Linked DNA regions of Homo sapiens: region 2 is linked to region 1. The links are chromatin contacts, found by Hi-C or POLR2A ChIA-PET in ENCODE. All regions are on one chromosome and are shown on one strand. Each heading gives the region's core, a stretch centred on a gene start or an enhancer-like site at or near the end of the contact. The rest is flanking DNA. Distances are from core to core; before and after follow the strand shown.

The links. Hi-C counts contacts between places; a loop is a spot of excess contacts on that map. ChIA-PET counts read pairs that join two places held with the same protein, here RNA polymerase II (POLR2A). Pooled maps may share reads with other maps.
Region 2: a loop to region 1 is called in a map with no recorded cell type, with 6 times the contacts of the local background. The contact joins the enhancer-like site here to the promoter of HNRNPC in region 1. A Hi-C loop is called at or near these places in 3 of 37 single-sample maps with no recorded cell type and 4 of 50 pooled maps. POLR2A ChIA-PET finds 5 or more read pairs at or near these places in 2 of 52 experiments (T-cell and activated CD4-positive, alpha-beta T cell).

What each region holds. Positions count from the first base shown.
Region 1 is chr14:21,267,248-21,271,511 of GRCh38, forward strand. It overlaps HNRNPC (heterogeneous nuclear ribonucleoprotein C), which reads right to left and starts at 2,195. Exons shown (of 9, transcript NM_004500.4): 1 at 2,051-2,195. RefSeq lists enhancers at 1-174, 1,674-2,298, 1,936-2,195, 2,299-2,924 and a silencer at 2,286-2,365.
Region 2 is chr14:20,666,313-20,670,576 of GRCh38, forward strand. No RefSeq gene overlaps it. Among named protein-coding and RNA genes, the nearest start is that of TRY-GTA5-4, 5.2 kb to the left of the region's middle. RefSeq lists enhancers at 409-518, 1,657-1,996, 2,647-2,836. Within about 2 kb of position 1,844, at least 3 of the 41 ENCODE cell types and tissues checked have a DNase peak (open chromatin) inside an H3K27ac peak, as active enhancers do.

The DNA.
Region 1 (4,264 bases), core at 945-3,444:
CCTAAGGAGGATTAAAATCTATTTCTCCTAACTCCTAGGCAAACTTACTCCCCAGCCAACACCTCTCACATTCAACACTTTATTAAGATTTAATAATTTGCCCCTTAGTCTTTAAAATTAGAGCAACTAGCTATTTTGGAGTTTATTCTTTGCTTGTTTCGCACAGCCATTCCATCCAAAACAAGGTCGAATGCCATGTCAAATCCTCTAGAGATTTAATTACAAACGTAAGCTGTTTAAATTCTCTACAGAAGGAACATCAACCACCAAGTATTCCCGAGAGTGGCACTAGCATGAGGGGGAAAAAAAAGGTCAGAAAACCTGCAACCTGGCCATCCTTCTTCAACTTTTCCCCCTAGCCAATATGAAAATGTTACTAAACGCCTATCTAGTTGAGAACACACCTAGAATTGTGATATAAATACCGTGGCAAACAGTTTCGGATATTAACTCAAAGAATTTTTGGTGCGCTGATATACATACTGACCGGAAGGAACCCATTTTCGAAAACCTCAAAGAAAAGTGCCCGTCAATCAATTTCAACTACTATTAACAGTTCTTAAATACTAATTTCTGACATTTCTCCTTGCCAACATTTTTACTTCATGATTTCCCATTTTTACCCTAACCTCATTTCTAACAGTTCAGCACAATGATAAACTTTAGTTTTAAGTTCCTGTAATAATATACATGTTTAAGCCTTAAGAAAGGGGTCGCGATGTTTTTGACCCTTATTTTACTTCCTATCAAATAGATTGCCTTACAGATGAATTTCTTACCCTGCAGAATGGGTTTAAACTGTGCTTAACAGCTTTAGTTTTTGTGAGATTAACAGATTGTGAAAAATAAACTTAGCCAAATCTCATGTGAGGATTAAAAAAAGCGATGTCCCAGATAAGTCAATGTGACACTAAAGATCTAAACAATTTTTTTTAACTTTTAAGTTTTTTATCAAATTTCAGCACCCAGCAAATAATAGGCACTGTTAATATTTGCTTAATATAACGTAGCTGTGAATTTTTGCCCACATTTAGGCGGACGGGAAAATTAACGCCAGAATATCCCGAAAGTCAAATTTTGTCATCTTACACTTAGGAAGTTACGTTAAAAAATTCTCAAGTCTCGTAGTATTTTTCTTAAGCGCAATTTGGGAATTTCCAGTTACCTCGTGGTTTCCGTCATCAGGTTCTTGGCAAAGATTGCAATACAGTAGTTTTAGAACTATATTAACTAGGTATTCCATTAACTAGGTAAAAACCACTCGACTGACCTCGTGGTCAAATTCCTTACTAGTGCTGCTACTGACTTAATATGACCCTAGCAACCAACACTTTTCTGCCTCAGTTTCCGTCTGAGAAAGAGAGTTAATACCTACCTCAAGCAAAGTTCCACTAACTTATATATTTCAAGTGTTTTGTAACCTGCAGATGAAAAGTCAGCTGTAAATATTAATATAGTTATATCACAATATTTCCTTTTACAAATGTAAGTGAAAATAACTACTTCGAGCTCCATCATTTGCTCATAGAGAGAAATAAAATAAAAAGTTATCAGTAAAATGCTGAATCTTTTGTTAAACCTTTCTCGTAGGCCACGCGGCACGATCCAGGATTTAAAGGCTCGCGATACATCTACTTGGTAACCTTCCCCCTTCCCCTCCCCCACTTTTTACATGTAAGAAGAACGGAGGTAATAGAAGGCATCGGCGCTACGTTAACTTCGACTATATTAATGAGCATCACGATCTTCATTTTCATGATCCCGTAGTCCTCGCGGTCGTAGAAAATGAAAGGAAAGCAGCCGTTAACACAGGAAGAGCGAAAAAAGGACATTTTCCCTGGCGATCGTGGCCTAGAGGACACCAGGTTAAACCTATACAGAGGCTGAGGCCTATAAAACTGCCCCCGGCTTCAACCTAATCCCCCAAAACAAGCAGAATAAATGAGGGCCCGGTTAGTTAGGGGGAAGGATTCCCACATCTTCTCTCCCACACCCCCTCTCGCTTCCCGAAAAACCCAGCGCCTTCCCTGCGTCCGCCCTCTCCACTTACCAAGAAGGGGAGGGAGAAGAGATTCGATTCTGAGTCTCCTACTCCCGGGTTCTGCGTAGAGAAGCCGACTGCTGCTGGAGGTCGGCAACGCGGCCACAACCGCTCAGTCTTCGTCTCTTCACAAAATGGCCCCCGAGTCTCCTCTGCCGCCGAGGCGAAGGCCTAGTCCCCGCCCCATTCCTGAGAATCTTCCTATTGGCTGTGCGTTTTTTCGCTCCCGCTCCTAATTAGACAGTTCAACCGCTCCTCACAATGATATCCAATCACAATTAGCAGTGGGTTAGACTAAGCAGGCGAATTTCCACATGCGTGAGAGAAACTAGTTTATAACTGGTTAGTTTTCCTGTCATTTATTGCCTGGAGAATGCTTATTGGCTATTGCACGGGACGACCCTCTGGGTGGAAACTCGCCTTTGTATCGCGCACCGTCTCACATCCGGGTATCTGGGAGGCCTGATTGGCGGCCGCGGCGTCCTATCGCTGCCCCTTAGAGTGCCTAGTAGAAGATCCGCCCAGACCTCGGATTTCCGGCTGCGCGGGGGCGGGGAAAGGGTTGAGGGGCGTAGTTAGGTGACGGGCGCAAAAGACCTGCCCCAGCCCCGGGCCTAGGGAAAAAAAAGCGCGAAATGAAGCCTCCGTTGTGCAATGTGAATAAAGAAAGGACTTTTCTTAAAATGAGGAGGGAGCAGCAGTGACTAGGCCTTGTTAAAGTGTGTAGAAAACTAACCAGTCCTGCAGTTTTTCCAACCCCAGACCCTTTCTCAGTTCCAGATTCGAATGTCAGCTACCTCGTAGACATCTGCTTCTTGGCCTATTAAACCCTTCTTCAGACAACACATGTTCCATCGAAACCAACTGACTTCCTTATTCCTCTCCAATATAAAAAGGAAGTGCAGAATCCTGGCCTCTGGCCCCAGGGCATCTAATATCTTAAGTGCCAGCAAAATTGGCCCATCCTTCCAAATCTGGTCCCTTAATTTCCCTCCTCTTGAAATGGCTTGTCTCCTACCTACCCCCGTCACCTGCCAGTCTCTCTGGTTACATTATAGGAACTGCGCACGCAGTGGGGTAGCATCAGCTCTACTAAGCCAGCGGTTTCTTTTTTCTTTTCTTTTTTTTTTTTTTTTTTTTTTTTTTTTGAGGCAGAGTCACTGTCGCCCAGGCTGGAGTGCAGTGGCGCGATCTTGGCTCACTGCAACCTCCGCCTCCCGGGTTCAAGCGATTTTCCTGCCTCAGCCTCCTGAGTAGCTGGAACTACAGGTGCGCGCCACCATGTCCAGCTAATTTTTGTATTTTTAGTACAGATGGGGTTTCGCCATGTTGGCCAGACTGTTCAGGTGATCCGCCCGCCTCTGCCTCCCAAAGTGATAAGATTATAGGCGTGAGCCACCACGCCAGACCACTTTAAACTATTTTAAAAAGCAAAGACGAAAAATATGGGAGAAAGTATACACTAAAGTGTTAGTAGTGGTTCTCTCCTGGTGGGAAAATTACATGTGATTTTTTTTTTTAACTTTTTTTTTTTCAAACGGAGTCTCGCTTTGTCACCAGCCTGGAGTGTAGTGGCGCCATCTTGGCTCACTGCAACCTCCGCCTCCTAGGTTCAAGCGATTCTCCTGCCTCAGCCTCCCGAGTAGCTGGAACTACAGGTGCGTGCCACCACGCCCAGCTAATTTTTGTATTTTTAGTAGAGACGGGGTTTCACCATGTTGGCCAGGATGGTCTCCATCTCTTGACCTCGTGATCCGCCCGCCTCAGCCTTCCTAAGTGCTGGGATTACAGGCGTGACCCACCGCGCCCAGCCTTAAAATCTTATTGTACTTTTCTATATTTTCCAAATCATCTACTTTGAGCAAGTAATCAGAGGGAGAATATCCTACGAGTGCTTAAAGCCTCGACTCAATTGCCACATTGCAATTTATTTAAAATTATCTCGTAGCACTGTGGGTAGTTTTACACTCCTCTCCCTTCCTGGATGGTAAGATTTTTTGATGGCAGAGTTTAATTCTTACTCTTCAATATATTTTCCTTGTTTACTACCTATTAATAAATTAATAAAATATTAACCATTAACTTTTATTTATCAGGGGAAATTTTTATTTTTCCAGGACAAGCAGATAGACTGTCCTTTTTTTCTCTCTCTTTCTTTTGAGATGAGGTCTTGTTCTGTTGCCCAGGCTGTAGTGCATTGGCATAATCCCGGATGATTACAGC
Region 2 (4,264 bases), core at 594-3,093, 600 kb before region 1:
AAATCTTTAGGGCAGAGGCAAAATGCTGTTAATTTCTTTGCTAAAACATAACAAGAATAATCTTTGCTCCAGTTCCCAACAAGTTCCTTATCTCCATCTGAGACCACCTCAGCCTGCATTTTATTATCCATATCACTATCAGCATTTTGGGTAAAGTCATTCAACAAGTCTCTAAGAAGTTCCAAACTTTCCCACATTTCCGTGTCTTCTTCTGAACCCTCCAAACTGTTCCAATCTATGCCTGTTACCCAGTTCCAAAGTCACTTCCGCATTTTTGGGTATCTTTTCAGCAATGCCGCACTCTACTGGTACCAATTTACTGTATTAGTCCATTTTCACGCTGCTGATAAAGACATACCCCAGAGTGGGATGAAAAAGAGGTTTAATTGGACTTACAATTTCACATGGCTGGGGAGGCCTCAGAATCATGGTGGGAGGCAAAAGGCACTTCTTACATGACAGTGGCAGGAGAAAATGAAAGAGAAGCAGAGCAGAAACCCCTGATAAACCCATCAGATCTCGTGAGACTTATTCACAAGAATAGCACAGGAAAGACTGGCCCCCATGATTCAATTACCTCCGCCTGGGTCCCTCCCACAACACGTTGGAATTTTGGGAGATACAATTCAAGTTGAGATTTGGGTGGGGACACAGCCAAGCCATATCAGCAAGGTTCTGTGGGTTTCTTGGAAAAAAAAAAAAAAAAACAAAATAAACAAACAAAAAAATGGTGGCAGAGTACAGAGGTGTGAGTTTCTCCTGACACCACATCTTTGGCAAAGGTTTCAGATCCCATCTGCTGTATGCCCACCACCCCAAGACCACGGAGACACCCACCCCCCTGCTGAACACCTAGTGGGGGTACAGCAAGCCACCCCAAGGGACCTAGCATCCATTGAGTTTAAGTCCACTCCCTGTCTTATGCTAAGTGGGTCTGAATGGCCAAAGGTGAGAGTCAGATGCATGAACACCCCTTGCTACTCTGTCATGTCCCAGACTGGAAAAGTGGGCATCTGGGGTTCACCCTCGCTTGTGCTGGTCACCAAAGCCCACTACCTGGCCCCCTTCTGCTTTTGCCCTCAAAACACCAAACTGAGGTTTCAGAGGACCTGTACCTCCATGTCCCATCAGGAACATATCTAATGAAGACCTAAGGTGCTACCTTTGGTCCCTGTTCACTGGTCTCTGTTTTTGGTGTCACTGGAGACTGGGGTCTCTCTGCAGCTCCACAGCCATACAATCGTCTCAGAGCACTGGTGAATCCACAGCTTGGCTCCTTTCCACTAGCAGTGAGAAGTGGGAAAGATTGACACAGCCGGGGGAACGTGAGGGGAATAGGCAGTGTTGGGGGAGACCGTCTGCTGCTTTCCAGGAGAAGAAGACACATACAGTCTCCAGATTGAGACCCACAATGAAGCAGTTCTTGTGGCCACAGAGGGTAGGGGAGGGCAGGGACCCAGTCCTCAAAGGGCTTCAGAGGGCCATGCTCCCATGGACCACTGGGCTTAGAGTGCTCTCTGTGATAGGTTGCATCTGTACACCAAGTGTCTGATGCACATTTTTCTGAGATCTTGGGATGAGACCAAGGGACACTCATTGGCTTTCTTCTCTGCCCCATACCCACAAAACCCACTGCATCTCCACAGATATGAAGCTCCACTGGTTGGTGAAAGCCCAGTCCATTTTCTGCTCCATCCTCTCTGACTGGGCTTCAACATATTTTTCTCAGAGGTAGGAGAGCCCAACTGTGCTGCTAGATCCTAGTGCAAAAGGTCCAAACTGCTCAGACCCACCAGGCAGTGGCCTTTCTAAGGAGGTGAATTTGTGTGCCGCTGTATGATGACAGATGTCACTCAAGTTTCACTTCTGTTTCCTGTCATAGACCAACAATCCCCAACTCTCCCAAGTCACTGAAGCTCTTTTCAGGCCTGCCATTTTGTACTTCCTTCCTGCTCTCACAGCCTCCTAAGTGGCAGGTGTTTTTGACATCTTTGAACTAAGCGGTGAGTGTTAGGTATTCTTACTCTTCCAGCAGGAGCCAAGCCCAGCTGTAGCAAAATAAAAAGATGTGAAGACTCAGGAAAGGTGAGGCTTGAGGGATTTAGGACAGGGGTGAGTGGGTAGACACACCATGTCCTCATCCCATGGGGCAACCTGACCTTGCCAATGGAGGTTCTTTGCCTTAGAAAATTCTCAGGGTGGCTGCTGTCTCCCCAAGTAGACACAACATAGCAAGGATGAGCATTTTCTGTCTGTATGAGTCTATACATTTCCGGCAAAGGAGAATGAGAGAGACACAGAGTGCTAGGGAGAAGGGGCAGAGACAGACAGAGAGAAATATACACAGACAGAGAGAGAAATTGTGAAAGAGAGAGAGAGAATGAGATACAGACAGAGGTGAGGTAGTAATAGCTCAGGAAGGAAATGAGGGGGAGAGGGTGAGTTCACGGATGGTATCATGGTTGTCCTCGACCCTACACTGTTGTCCTGAATGCTTGATGGTCTCCTGGGAGCTTGGCTTTCCAGGGTTTGCCAACCTGGTCAGGAGAGCTTGGTCACAGATGAATCCAGCTGTGTTGCCAGATTCCCCAGCAGTGCTTAGGTCCAAAAGCACCCTGTGAATAAAAATGAAGCAGCCCTGAGATGGTAAGGGTTCGGATGGGGGATTGGCTGGGTCACAAAGCAGAAGTAAGGGGCACTTTGCACTGAAGTGTACTGGCAACAGCACAGGCATGGCAAGCTAGGTAATCTGGATAAGGCTTTGCTGGGTTTTGCCTGGGAGAGTGTGGCGACAGCAGGGCGTTTGACCAGGCAGAGGTGCAGCCAGGGAGCACTGGTGTGTGTACAAAAGACTCAGACACTTCCCTCAAGCAGGAATTGAACCAGCAACCTAAGGATGTCCACAGATGTGTACAGTCCTCCACTCTATCAGCTGATCTCTCAAAGAGCACACAAAGTTAGAGCTGGGTCACTGGACTTTCTGCAAATGGAGGACACCAAGTCCCTGGAATGCCAGAGGTCCAATATGTGTTGGGTTGGTTGGAACCTGCCTTGGAAGAGAACCCTGCGCTCTTGTTGCCCAGGATGGAGTGCAATGGCACAATCTTGGCTTACTGCAACCTCCACCTCCCAGGTTCAAGCAATTCGCCTGCCTCAGCCTCCCGAGTAGCTGGGATTACAGGCATGTGCTGCCATGCCTGGCTAATTTTGTATTTTTAGTAGAGACTTGGGGTTTCTCCATGTTGGTCAGGCTGATCTCGAACTCCTGACCTCAAGTGATCTGCCTGCCTCGGCCTCCCAAAGTGCTGGGATTACAGGCGTGAGCTACTGTGCCCAGCCCGGAATAAAACAGTTTTACTTCTTCCTTTAAACATGGATGGCTTCCATTTTTATTTTTTTGCATTACTGTTCAAGAATCTCCACACATTGCTGATGATAGTGATGAAAGCAGATGTCCTTGCTTGTCCTAATCTCACAGGGAAATCATTCAGTCTTTCATCATTAAGTGTATTGTTAGCTGAAAGTTTTTCATACGTGCCCTTTATCAGATTGAGAAAAGGCCCTTCTATTTCTAATTCGCTGAGTTTATATGAGAAGCGAATGTGTAGCGGGCATTGGTGGCTCATGTCTATAATCTAAGCGCTTTGGAAAGCCAAGATGAGAGGATCACTTTAGCCCAGGAGTGCAAGACCAACGTGGGCAACAAAGTGAGAACCCGCCTTTATGAAAAATTTTAAAACATTATCAGGGCGCCAGGCGCAGTGGCTCACGCCTGTAATCCCAGCACTTTGGGAGGCTGAGGCGGGAGGATCACCTGAGGTCAGGAGTTCCAGACCAGCCTGGCCAACATGGTGAAACCCCATCTCTACTAAAAATACAAAAAAATTAGCCAGGTGTGGTGGTGGGAGCCTGTAATCCCAGCTACTCGGGAGGCTGAGGCAGGAGAATCACTTGAATTTGGGAGGCGGAGGTTGCAGTGAGATCGCACCTCTGCACTCCAGCCTGGGCAACAAAGAGCGAAACTCCATCTCAAAGAAAAAAAAAAACGAAAATAAAGAAAAAGATATTATCAGGGCATGGTGGCACACACTGGTAGTCCCAGCTACTCAGGAGGCTGAGGCAGGAAGATCACTTGAGCCTAAGAAGTTGAGGCTGTAGTGAGCTATGGTTGTGCCACTGCCCTTCAGCTTGGGGGACAGAGGGAAACCCTCATCTCTAAAAATATAAGTAAGCAATAAATAAACAAATGTGAAATTGTGACAAA